Regions from separate parts of the Homo sapiens genome. Here region 2 is linked to region 1. A link is a contact called in ENCODE Hi-C data. All regions are on one chromosome and are shown on one strand. Each heading gives the region's core, a stretch centred on a gene start or an enhancer-like site at or near the end of the contact. The rest is flanking DNA. Distances are from core to core; before and after follow the strand shown.

Region 1 (6,824 bases), core at 3,088-5,587:
CGTCTCCGCCCGGCAGCCACCCCGTCCGGGAGGGAGGTGGGGGGGGTCAGCCCCCCGCCAGGCCAGCCGCCCCATCCGGGAGGGAGGTGGGGGGGTCAGCCCCCCGCCCCGCCAGCCGCTCCGTCCGGGAGGGAGGTGGGGGGGTCAGCCCCCCGCCCGGCCAGCCGCCCCGTCCGGGAGGTGAGGGGCGCCTCTGCCCGGCCGCCCCTACTGGGAAGTGAGGAGCCCCTCTGCCAGGCCAGCCGCCCTGTCCGAGAGGGAGGTGGGGGGGTCAGCCCCCCGCCCGGCCAGCCGCCCCGTCCGGGAGGTGAGGGGCGCCTCTGCCCGGCCGCCCCTACTGGGAAGTGAGGAGCCCCTCTGCCAGGCCAGCCGCCCCGTCGGAGAGGGAGGTGGGGGGGTCAGCCCCCCGCCCGGCCAGCCGCCCCGTCCGGGAGGTGAGGGGCGCCTCTGCCCGGCCAGCCGCCCCGTCCGGGAGGGAGGTGGGGGGGTCAGCCCCCCGCCCGGCCAGCCGCCCCGTCCGGGAGGGAGGTGGGGGGGTCAGCCCCCCGCCCGGCCAGCCGCCCCGTCCGGGAGGGAGGTGGGGGGGTCAGCCCCCCGCCCGGCCAGCCGCCCCGTCCGGGAGGGAGGTGGGGGGGTCAGCCCCCCGGCCGGCCAGCCGCCCTGTCCGGGAGGGAGGTGGGGGGGGGTCAGCCCCCCGCCCGGCCAGCCGCCCCGTCTGGGAGGGAGGTGGGGGGATCAGCCCCCCGCCTGGCCAGCCGCCCCGTCCGGGAGGTGAGGGGCGCCTCTGCCCGGCCGCTCCTACTGGGAAGTGAGGAGCCCCTCTGCCCGGCCAGCCGCCCCGTCCGGGAGGGAGGTGGGGGGGTCAGCCCCCCGCCCGGCCAGCCGCCCCGCCCGGGAGGTGAGGGGCACCTCTGCCCGGCCGCCCCTACTGGGAAGTGAGGAGCCCCTCTGCCCGGCCACCACCCCGTCTGGGAGGTGTGCCCAACAGCTCATTGAGAACGGGCCAGGATGACAATGGCGGCTTTGTGGAATAGAAAGGCGGGAAAGGTGGGGAAAAGATTGAGAAATCGGATGGTTGCCGTGTCTGTGTAGAAAGAAGTAGACATGGGAGACTTTTCATTTTGTTCTGTACTAAGAAAACTTCTTCTGCCTTGGGATCCTGTTGATCTGTGACCTTACCCCCAACCCTGTGCTCTCTGAAACATGTGCTGTGTCCACTCAGGGTTGAATGGATTAAGGGCGGTGCAAGATGTGTTTTGTTAAACAGATGCTTGAAGGCAGCATGCTCGTTAAGAGTCATCACCACTCCCTAATCTCAAGTACCCAGGGACACAAACACTGCGGAAGGCCGCAGGGTCCTCTGCCTAGGAAAACCAGAGACCTTTGTTCACTTGTTTATCTACTGACCTTCCCTCCACTATTGTCCTATGACCCTGCCAAATCCCCCTCTGTGAGAAACACCCAAGAATTATCAATAAAAAATAAATTAAAAAAAAAAAATACAAAAATTAGCCAGACATAGTGGCACACACCTGCAGTCCCAGCTATTTGGGAGGCTGAGGCAGGAGAATCACTTCAACCTGAGAGGCGGAGGTTGTGGAGAGCTGAGATCGCACCATTGCACTCCAGCCTGAGCAACAGAGCGAGACTCCATCTCAAAAAAACAAAAAAGGTAAGCTGAGAACATCTGTACATTTCCCTCCAAATACTTCAACTTTAGCCTAAATTTTATCTCACTCTTTAAAACTTGTCTGTCTTGGCCAAGACAAACAATACCAGTGGGAGATGTACACTGGGATTCCATATTAAGCTTTAAATTAAGGACCAGAGTAAATATTAAATAATTGAAATTCTCATCATTCTTGAGAGATGCTTTTCACCTCGGTTTTTTGGCAAAGGAAGAAGGAGATGTTCTTATTTATTTCTTTTTTTAATTTTATTTATTTATTTTTGGGAGATGAAGCCTCACTTTGTCGCCCAGGCTGGAGTGCAGTAGCATGGTCTTGGCTCACTGCAACCTCCACCTCCCAGATTCAAGCAATTCTCCTGCCTTAGCCTCCCGAGTAGCTGGGATTACAGGCACCCACCACCAACGCCCAGGTGATTTTTGTATTAGAGATGAAGTTTCACCATGTTGGCCAAGCTGGTCTTGAACTCCTGATCTCAAGTGATCCACCCTCCTTAGCCTCCCACAGTGCTGGGATTATAGGCGTGAGCCACCATGCCCGGCCTAATTTTAATTTTTTTAACTGTACCTTCTAGGAGCCCCCAAATATTTTTTTTTTAATTATTTTTTGAGATAGGGCCTCACTGTGTTGCCCAGGCTGGGGTACAGTGGCATGATCGTAGCTCACTGCAATCTCGAACCACTGGGCTCAAGCCATACTCCCACCTCAGCCTCCCTAGTACCTAGGACTATAGGCGTGGGTACACCACCATGCCTGGCTAATTTTTTAATTTTTTTTTTTTCTTTTTGTAGAGGTGGGGGTCTCACTCTGTTGCCCAAGCTGGTTTTGAACTCCTGGCTTCAAGTGATCCTCTGGTCTCAGCCATACTGGTGAGAGTCACCGTGCCCAGTCTTGCTTATTTTAAAAATAGCATTTTTCTGAATCAAAAGTAACATATGCTTGTAACACTTAAGAAACACAGAAACACTAAAAGAAGAAAACTATTCTAAAGGCCAGTGACAACCAAAATTAATACCAACATTTCCCTTTCAGGCCAGGCACAGTGGCTCACGCCTGTTATCCCAGCAGTTTGGGAGGCTGAGACAGGTGGATTGCCTGAGGTCAGGAGTTCAAGACCAGCCTGACCAACATGCCAAAACCCCGTCTCTACTAAAAATACGAACATTAGCTAGGCGTGGTGGCAGGTGCCTGTAGTCCCAGCTACCATGGAGGTTGAGGTGGGAGGATTGCTTGAACCCAGGAGGTATAGGGTGCAGTGAGCCGAGACAGTGCCACTACATTCCAGCCTGACTGACAAAGTGAGACATTGTCTCAAAAAAAAATACGAAACAAAATAAAACCGTTTCCCTTTCAGACATGTTTTCTATCTGCACGTATAGGCGTGTGTAAAGACCTTAACAGTGAGAATCAACTAGTGTACTGTTTACATTCTGCTTTCACAAATGTAATCTTTTATTACAAACATATTCTCATGCCACCAAATATTATTTGAAAATATGATTTTTTTTTAAGAGACTGGGGTCTCACTATGTTTCCCAGGCTAGACTGGAAAACCTGGGCTCAAGCAATCATCTCGTCTCAGGGTCCCAAGTAACTGGGTCTACAGGTCCGTGCCACTGCACCTGGCGTGAAACTATGATTGATTGACTGATTGATTGATTGATTTTGAGATGGAGTTTTGCTCTTGTTGCCCAGGCTGGAGGGCAATGGCGCAATCTCACCGCAACCTCCACTCCCCAGATTCAAGCGATTCTCCTGCCTCAGCCTCCTGAGTAGCTGGGATTACAGGCACTCGCCACCACGCCCAGCTAATTTTTTTGTATTTTTAGTAGAGACAGGATTTCTCCATGTTGGTCAGGCTGGTCTCGATCTTCTGACCTCAGGTGATCCGCCCACCTCAGCCTCCTAAAGTGCTGGGATTACATGCGTGAGCCACCACGCCCAGCTGAAACTATGATTTTTAAATGACAAAATAATAGTCTACTCATACGGATAAACCCACAATTGAACCTTTGCCTTATGCATGGAATCTGTATTGTTTTCCCTTTCTTTCCCCAATTTTAATTTACATTAAAATGAACATCCTACTTCACAAATATTTTTCTGCATTTCTAATTCCTTCTTTAGAATATATCATAAAAGCAAAATTACTAAATCAAAGTGTACAAACTTTTTCTAATTACTGATTTAATTAATACACACTGGCTTAGTTACTTGACAAAAAAGACTAATCTTGACAAAGTCAATATGTCAAATATGTTAATTTGTTATTTTCATATGCATTTCTTTTATTACTATGTTATACACACACATTTCAACAGGCCTTTCTCATCTTGCAAAAATCCCTAGTTCAGCTTTCCTGTGCTAAAGGGTATGAAAGAAAACAGCCCTGCTGTTTTATAGTACACAACAGTATCTTCTCTAAACCCTAAACTATCAAGGCCAGAAATCATCTGACTTTAATAAGTTATAGTTCCTTTTATAACAAATTATGTATAATAATTAACTGCCTTTCCTGTTTTTAACATTTTAAGGTTTGGTCTTTTAGTTTCTAGGGCTTGCCACAGACATTGCATAACCAACCACTGATATGAAAAATCCTCAGGGTTTATTTCCAAACAGGCTCTGGCAAGTTACTCAATCTCTGACTCAAAAGATCCTTTTAGTTATACTGGGTGTCAAAGTAAACAACTTGTTTCTATATAATTGTTTGTGTGTGCTAAGACTTGAACATTAAAAAACATCACAACACAAATGAACAAGTAAATGTGGAGATCTGGCTGAATACAAACCTCTTAAACTGTCTAAAATGAAGGATAAGGCTGGGCGTGGTGGCTCAGGCCTGTAGTCCCAGCACTTTGGGAGGCCGAAACCAGTGGATCACCTGAGGTCAGAAGTTCGAGACCAGCCTGGGCAACATGGGGAACCCTCATCTCTACTAAAAATGCAAAAATTACCCAGGCATGGTGGCGTGTCCCAGTAATCCCAACTACTTGGGAGGCTGAGGCAGGAGAATCACTTGAACCCAGGAGGCGGAGGTTGCAGTGAGCCAAGATCATGCCACTACACTCCAGCCTGGGCGAGAGACTGAGACTCCGTCTCAAAAAAAAAAATAAAATAAAATGAAGGATGGATAAAAGATGTACAAATGCGACAAAAAATATATTAAGAAAGGTTCCAGATAAGATGGAGTAAGTACCTTCCACTCTCTCTATCCCACTGAATACAGTTACAAAACCTGGGCAGAAAGCAGGCAGCAGCTGGTTGCAAAAGATGAAAAGTAATGAGAGGTAGGTGGGCTGGGGAATTAGAAGTACTAGCAGTGAGCTGACCACTTTTTTTCCTCCACCTGTGCTCATTACAACATGAGTGGGCATTAGCAAGACAATGGGAGCTCCAGAAGACCTCTAGTTCTGGCTTGAGGATCAGGAAAGAGGTCTCCTAACACCCAGACAGTGTAAAAATCCAGTTTTTCTTCCTTTTTTTTGGAGACAGAGTCTCGCACTGTAGCTCAGGCTGGAGTGCAGTGGCACGATCTTGGCTCACTGCAACCTCTGCCTCCCGGGTTCAAGCAATACTCCTGCCTCAGCCTCCTGAGTAACTGGAACTACAGGTGCCCACCACCATGCCTGGCTAATTTTTTGTATTTTAGTAGAGACAGGTTTTCACTGTGTTGCCCAGGCTGGTCATAAACTCATGAGCTCAGGCAATCTGCCCGCCTTGGCCTCCCAAAGTGTTAGGATTACAGGCGTGAGCCACCACACCCGGCATTCTTTTCCGCTTTTCTCCATTCTCGTATGCCCAGTCCTCACACAATCCTGTGGTGATGGTAATGTGGGTGGCAGAAGCCTAAAATTCAGAGGGAGGGAATCCTTACTCTGACTGGAAGAATGTCAGTCCCGAGAGAGTGGGGCAAATAGCCCTTGCTTTATTTCTCTCTCTCCTCCCACATTTTGGCCCTGACTTTAGGAAGATAAAGTCCACTTTTGGCTGCAGGAATGGAAAAGGGAAGCCCAAGAAACCACATGGAGATCACAGAAAGAAAGAAACTCATGAAAGCAATCTCTTAAAGCTGTTTATAAACTTGTGGGTCCATTCCCAAGGTGAGTGAGTATGGATATGATCCTCAACAGTACACACCGACCCTGACAACCGAATTACAAATAGAACACCACTATACCAGTCCCAGACTGGTGACTGGGTGGCATATACATGGGGCAGATCTGAGCAACACTGCAAAGGCTTTGACAAGGCTGGCTGGACCTAGCCCAATCAGATCAATTGGCCAATAAAACAAAAATATCAAAATCCTTGGAGCATAAAAATGCTCCAAGAAGTAAGGGCAAACACTCTTAAAATGAAAGGAAAGTTTTAAGTTTCAGAATAAAAAAATGTAAAGACGGGCTATATAGGAATTTTAGAACTAAAAATAAAATAACCAAAAACATTTTACTGAATAGGTTTACCAACAAAATGCAAATTTCAGGAAACTTGAAGACAGATCAATAGAAATTATCTAACCAGAACAATAGTGAAAAAAATTGGAAAATAAACAGAGCCTCAGAAACCTGTGGAATAAAAAGTTATTTGTGTTGTCACTCCCAGAAGAGGGTAAAGAGCCAGGCATGGTGGCTCACGTCTGTAATCCCAGCACTTTGGGAGGCTGAGGCAGACGGATCACTTGAGGCCAGGGGTTTAAGACCAGCCTGGCCAACATGGTGAAACCCCATCTCTAATAAAAATACAAAAATTAGCTGGGCATGGTGGCACATCTCTGTAATCCCAGGTACTTGGGAGGCTGAGGCTGCAGTGAGCCAAAATCACATCACTGCACTCCAGCCTGGGTGACAAAGCGAGACTCGGTCTCAAAAAAAAAAAAAAAAAAGGGCCGGGTGTGGTGGCTCACACCTGTAACCCAGCACTTTGGGAGGCCCAGGCAGGCGGAATACTTAAGGCCAGGAGTTCAAGACCAGCCTGGTCAATGTGGTAAAACCCCGTCTCTACTAAAAATTAACAAAATCAGCCAGGCATGGTGGCAGGCACCCGTAATCCCAGCACTTTGGGAGGCTGAGGCAGGAGAATCACTTGAACCGGGAAGGCAGAGGTTGCAGTGCGCCACTCTGTTTCAAAAAAAAA
Region 2 (6,824 bases), core at 1-2,500, 530 kb before region 1:
TTTACAGGAAGTAGGGATATTTTTATAAAACAATTGTGTCCTCCCCACATTTTGCTATGTTAATATTTGCTTCTAACAATTTGCAGCTGTTTCACTTTTTCCTCATTTGTCTCTAAGTTGAAGGCTTTGTTGGAGGGGACAGAGCACAGGAACAGCCTTGACAGTCTGTAATTATTGTACAGATATTTTAATAGCATATAAATAAGTATATTCCTTTTATTTTGAAACAAAAATGATCAGACACTGCCTTTTGTGTGTTTGCTGCCTGTGGCATCCTTTTTTAAAAAGACTGTTACATATTAAAATAGTGTACATATATAAATATTACCTCTTTTGCTGTACAGTTGTGATAGAGACTGAAGATTTTATTTTTTGTGTGCTTTTTATAAGAAAAAAATTAATACACTAAAGAATCTTGCTGATGTGATTGTAATGTACCTATGTAACTTATTTACTTTTGAATGTTCTTCTGTATCTTTAAACCTTTTATTAAATAAGGTTTTAAAAATTCAGAGTTGAATGCTTTGTTCTCTTGGGATTTTCACCATCTGGGGTTGATGTAAGTGCGCCTTGTCTTGCTTGCAGGGAGATTACTCGACATTTTTGAACCATAAGGATTCTCTTTTAGCAGCCTATTGTCAATGATGCCAGCCAGGAAAAGGAAAATAATACACTAATGTTTGCCTGGCTAAAAGATGACTCAGTAGACACAGACAGATTTTTACAAAATTTTAGACAAGAAAAAGTCTAAACTCAGTGTCTCACACAAATACACAGAAATGGCGCACTCCGACATTTTGGCTTCATTGGGATGAAATATGCAGGGTGCACAGTGTGGTCAGGGGCAACGGGAAGCCAGGGTTCTGAGGAGAGTATTTTCACGTGCAGGGTGGACTGGCTGAGCAACCCGAGTAGACAAGTCCACCATGAGGGATGCATTTCCAACAATATCATCTTAAATCCACTCCAGGATTGGGTTATTATTTTTAAAACACGGTGCTTAGTAGTAGTTGTTTACTGTTAAAATGCTAAATTATGAAAAAGGAAATGCGCCATCAGAGAAACAAATGCCCGAGCCCCTCGCTGGCTCCACGGCAACCGCTCGACCCCCGCGAGCCGCCGGAGCAGGCGTGCCTCGCGCCGGCTGGGACACCGTTGCCATGGAGACGCCCGAGCAGCTCCGCCGCGGGGGCGGGACGGGGCGGGGCGGGGCGGACGCCGCTCGCCGGCTGGCCCCATCCTCCACTGCAGCAGTAACGTCGCGGCGGGTTGCGGGTAGGACTGGACGCCAGAGCAGCCGCGCAGCGCCTGAACCGCTGCGGGCCGCCGCGGCCGCCCCTTCCCACCCTCGCCTCTGCTGTCTCCAGCCTCGCTTCTCCGACTTTCCTGCTCCTCTGCTGCCTTCGTTTCTGGTCCTCGGCCGTCCTCGCCGCCCGCCCAGAGGAGTCCCCGCGCCCGCCAAGAAGCCGCTTTCCGCTGGCCCGCAGCCGCCGCGACTTCGGCACAGTTTCTCCCTCTGGCTAGTCTCCCAAACGGCCGCTCCTCGCCCGCGGGAAGACCAGGCTGCGACCGCGAACGCCCGATCCTCTCCAGGAGCCGCAGCGAGCGCCCGGCGGCCACGCCCCGCGACCACACCCCGGCGGCTCTCGGCCCAGCGCGCCTGCCTTCGCCGCCCGCCGTCGCTCCTCGCCCGCTGCACGACGACGCGACGCCCCTGCTGCAGGCGGCGGACCCGACCGGACCCAGACCCAGACGCAAGATGGCGACGGCCGCGTGACTGCCTCAGCGTCCCCGAGCTCGGCTCCGAGTGCACCTACGGACTGACTGTGGGGGCAGAGAAGGGCGAGATCAGGACTCTGTCTTTGTTAATCGTGACTGCATGAAGGTCGCCTCCCTCGGGCCTACTTGGTGGGAGTGTCTGGTATTGTTCTAAGGCCAGGAGCACGGTGAGCCACAGTCTGTTGGTAGAATTTGGCGTCTTGATAGTTGAGAAAATGGCGATGACACTGTTGGAAGACTGGTGCCGGGGGATGGATGTGAACTCCCAGAGAGCTCTGTTAGTCTGGGGCATCCCAGTGAACTGTGATGAGGCTGAAATCGAAGAGACCCTCCAGGCTGCGATGCCCCAGGTCTCCTACCGAATGCTTGGGAGAATGTTCTGGAGGGAAGAAAATGCGAAAGCAGCCTTATTAGAGCTCACTGGCGCTGTAGATTACGCCGCGATCCCCAGGGAGATGCCGGGCAAAGGAGGGGTCTGGAAAGTGTTATTTAAGCCCCCAACTTCTGATGCTGAATTTTTAGAAAGATTGCACCTCTTCCTAGCTAGAGAGGGGTGGACCGTGCAAGATGTTGCCCGTGTCCTTGGGTTTCAGAACCCTACTCCGACCCCGGGCCCAGAGATGCCAGCAGAGATGCTAAACTATATTTTGGATAATGTTATTCAGCCTCTTGTTGAGTCCATATGGTACAAGAGGCTGACACTTTTCTCGGGGAGGGACATCCCAGGGCCTGGAGAGGAAACCTTTGATCCCTGGCTGGAGCACACTAATGAGGTCCTAGAGGAGTGGCAGGTGTCCGATGTAGAAAAGAGGCGGCGGTTGATGGAGAGTCTTAGAGGCCCCGCCGCTGATGTTATTCGCATCCTTAAGTCCAACAACCCCGCGATAACCACTGCCGAATGCCTGAAGGCGCTTGAGCAGGTGTTTGGGAGCGTTGAGAGCTCTAGGGATGCCCAGATCAAATTTCTGAACACTTATCAGAACCCGGGAGAAAAATTGTCTGCTTATGTCATTCGTCTGGAGCCTCTGCTACAGAAGGTGGTAGAGAAGGGGGCCATTGATAAAGATAATGTGAACCAGGCCCGCCTAGAGCAGGTCATTGCCGGGGCCAACCACAGCGGGGCCATCCGAAGGCAGCTGTGGCTTACCGGGGCTGGGGAAGGGCCAGCCCCAAACCTCTTTCAGTTGCTGGTGCAGATCCGTGAGGAGGAAGCCAAGGAGGAGGAGGAGGAGGCTGAGGCCACCCTTCTGCAGTTAGGCCTGGAAGGGCACTTCTGAGTGCCAGGAAAGGCAGCTTTAGTGCAGACCTAGATCACAGCTACTTTTCTTGTCCCTGTGGGGTCTTACAGATGTGTCTCTGAGTAGTAAAGGCTTAGCCTTGTTCTGTTTTGTTGTTTTTTGGAGGGGAAGGTTAGTCAGGCCTGAGTATTCATGTAACATTCTAAAATTGTGCCAGCGAGCACCGTGAACGACTGCAATGCAAGCGGGTCTTGCTGGCTAAAATGCCAGGTAAAGGGTTGGTTGGACACAGCGCTTAGTGCACGCTGTCATCATGGACATCATAATCAGTTGTGAAAAACACGCGAACCTATGACACTTCTTATTCCACACTGAATGTGAAATTGCATGTTCAGATGTTTACTACGAGGCCTGGCTCACAGGAAGTGTTCAGTAAAAGTATGCACTGTTAGATTACTGATAACGCGGATAGATTTTTGTTTACCATAAATTGTTCCAGATTTATATTAATGGAAGGAAGTGTGCATTTATTAGCTATTACTCAACTTTACAATGCAAACATCTTATTTCTCATCTTTAAACATGTCGACCAGTTTAATTGAAAAGTATTCTGAGACTGCAAAATGGGGTGTTAAAAAATACTGCAGTTACGGAGCTGTGTAAACCAGTTTCTCATTGCATAAGATACAGATGTAAATTGCATGGAGAGGTTGATATGCACCTGTACAGTAATTCACTCCCCCATTTCACATCTTTGTCAGAGAATAGTTCTTGTTCATACTGAGTGTTCTAAATTTGAAGTTATATATACAAATTAAAATATTTTAAAAATTCTGTTGTCTTCTCATTTTTCTGGCATGTATAAACATTTTTAGCCTAAGTAAACTGTCCTTTTTTCTTATGAAGACTTTGTCATTAAATCAAACCATTTATTTTAAGCTTTGTATGATACTATGTGAATTTAAATGGCAGGTCCTTTTTTTCCTTCCCCTCTTGCTGTCATCTTAACAGTTTTTTGTTTTGTTTTTTAATTTTTAAAATTTTTTATTTTTATCGGGCAGAGAGGGTCTTGCTCTGTTGCCCAGCCTGGAGTGCAATGGAGCGATCTCGGCTCACTGCAACCTCTGCCTCCCGGGTTCAAGTGATTCTCCTGCTTCAGCCTCCTGAGTAGCTGGGATTACAGACATGCGCCACCACGCCTAGCTAATTTTGTATTTTTTTAGTAGAGACGGGTTTCACCATGTTGGTCAGGCTGGTCTGGAACTCCTCACCTCAAGTGATCCACCCACCTCGGCCTCCCAAAGTGCTGGGATTACAGGCGTGAGCCACCTCGCCGTCTCTACTAAAAATACAAAAATTAGCCGGGTGTGGTGGTGCGTGCCTGTAATTCCCGCTACTTGGGAAGCTGAGTCAGGAGAATCGCTTTGGGAGGCGGAAGTTGCAGTGAGCCGAGATTGCGCCATTGCACTGCAGCCTGGGCAACAGAGTGAGACTCCATCTCAAAAAAAAAAAAAAAAAAATTTAGATACCAGATTTGGCTCACACTTGTAATCCCAGCACTTAGGGAGGATTGCCTGAAGCCAAGATTTTGAGACCAGCTTGGGCAACATAGACCCAATCTCCACCCAAACTTTTAAAAATTAGCCAGGCATGGTGGCACACGCCTGTGGTCCCAGCACTAAGGTGGCCACCCAGCGGCTAAGGTGGGACATCGCTTGAGCTCAGCAGGTTGAGGCTGCAGTAAGCCATGATCGTCCCACCGCACTCCAGCCTGGTGATAGAGTGAGACCCTGTTTCTCAAAAAATTTTTTTTTAGAAAATCTTGAAATGGGGTTCAGGAGGTTATCTGGCAGTGTTTTTCTCTTAAGATCACTTTTCAGCTAAACATTTTGTTTCACTGAAGAAATAGCTATAATTCATCACACCTGTGTAAAATGAAGGCTATTTTACAGCAACCATTTTATAGCAGGACGATATAAAAAGGGAAATACAACTTTAAAACATGTTTATTTTGCTGCAAAGATTCAGTGATTGAAGATGTCCATCTTTTGAGATCCTCAGTGAATCTAAAGTTATTACATGAATATTGTGTTCAGTGAGCCTTTCCCTAATAAGGTTTTAAAATTATAGCTGAGCCATTCGACAAGTCTATAAGGGGTAATGTATGTTCTTCCAGATTTTTCGGTACACGTATTCGCTTCATGTCAGTACATCCCTTTCCTCCTGTCACAAAAACATCTCCACATACTTGCCTTGGTTCCCAACAGATATGCTCAGCTTCACTTACCACAAACACTTGGCATGTCTTCACCTGCTACCCATCATTCACAGAACTTTCCCCTCCATTCCCACCAGCATCAGGTGCACACTCACCCCTCTTACACTCTTGACACACTGTCATCTCCCCGTCAGTACTCCCATCATAACATACACCCTCCTCCTGCTCCACATGTACACGATGTCAGTCTCCCACCCCCAACATATATTCCCATTTCTCCTCACACCCACACACACTCCCACCACCAAACACCAACCAGCCACCACATATGTATACACACTCCCACTCCACACATATACACACATACTGCATTTTTTTTTTTGAGACGGAGTCTCGCTGTGTTGCCCAGGCTGGAGTGCAGTAGCGTAATCTCAGCTCACTGCAACCTCTGTCTGTTGGGCTCAAGTGATCCTCCTGCCTCAGCCTCCCAAGTAGCTGGGATTACAGGTGTGTGCCACTACGCCCGGCTAATTTTTGTATTTTTAGTAGAGACAAGGTTTCACCATGTTGGCCGGGCTGGTCTCAAACTCCTGACCTCGTGGTTTGAAAGTACTCCAAAAATGCTGGGATTACAGGCGTAAGCCACCACAACTGGCCCACATACTACATTTTTAAAAATGGGCCCGTTGTAGTGGCTCACACCTGTAATCCCAGCACTTTGGGATGCTGAGGTGGGAGGATCACTTAAGGACAGGAGTTCAAGACCAGCCTGAGCAAAATACCAAGACCTTGTCTCCACAAAAATAAGTAAATTTAAAAATTAGCCAGGCTATTTAGGAGGCTGATGCAGGAGGATTGCTTGAGCCCAGGAGTTCAAGGTTGCAGTGATCTATGAACATGCCACCGCACTCCAACCTGGGGTGACGGAACAAGACCCTGTCTCGAAAAAAACAAAACAAAACAAAAAACCACGCACACAGATGCACCAAAAAAACAAACTAGGTATATAAGGATTATTCGGGGGGGGCGGGGGGGTTGTTTGTTTTGTTTTTTTGGTGTATGCTTGGGGTTTTTTTTTTTTTGGCCCAATATGTTATGGACATCCTTCTACAGTTTAAACATGGGGGGATAGACCTTCTTTTCATAGATGCAGAGTTGGCTGCATTCTTAGGAGGGAAGTTATTTTCATGCACGTCCGTGTGAAGAGAGCACCAAACAGGCTTTGTGTGAGTAACGTGGCTGTTTATTTCACCTGGGTGCAGGCGGGCTGAGTCCGAAAAGAGAGTCAGCAAAGGGTGGTGGATTATCATTAGTTCTTATAGATTTTGGGATAGGCGCTGAAGTTAAGAGCAATGTTTTGCGGGCAGGGGTGGATCTCACAAAGTACATTCTCAAGGGTGGGGAGAATTACAAATAACCTTCTTAAGGGTGGGGGAGATTACAAAGTACATTGATCAGTTAGGGTGGGGCAGGAACAAATCACAATGATGGAATGTCATCAGTTAAGGCTATTTTTATTTCTTTTGTGGATCTTCAGTTACTTCAGGCCATCTGGATGTATACGTGCAAGTCACAGGGGATGCGATGGC

Evidence for each region. Hi-C counts contacts between places; a loop is a spot of excess contacts on that map. Pooled maps may share reads with other maps.
Region 2: a loop to region 1 is called in a map with no recorded cell type, with 2.4 times the contacts of the local background. The contact joins the promoter of PNMA1 here to the enhancer-like site in region 1. A Hi-C loop is called at or near these places in 1 of 168 maps with a recorded cell type or tissue (PC-9), 1 of 37 single-sample maps with no recorded cell type and 3 of 50 pooled maps.

The regions. Positions count from the first base shown.
Region 1 is chr14:73,177,969-73,184,792 of GRCh38, reverse strand. The region is part of intron 5 of PSEN1 (presenilin 1); the gene reads right to left. Among named protein-coding and RNA genes, the nearest start is that of PSEN1, 45 kb to the right of the region's middle. Within about 2 kb of position 4,337, at least 3 of the 41 ENCODE cell types and tissues checked have a DNase peak (open chromatin) inside an H3K27ac peak, as active enhancers do; they include PC-9, where a contact is called at or near this core.
Region 2 is chr14:73,708,810-73,715,633 of GRCh38, reverse strand. It overlaps PNMA1 (PNMA family member 1), which reads left to right and starts at 1,250. Exons shown (of 1, transcript NM_006029.5): 1 at 1,250-3,851. The coding sequence starts at 1,995. The coding sequence ends at 3,056. MIDEAS (mitotic deacetylase associated SANT domain protein) reads left to right here. Exons shown (of 13, transcript NM_001367710.1): 13 at 1-512. RefSeq lists enhancers at 785-854, 1,795-1,854 and silencers at 1,075-1,354, 1,535-1,704.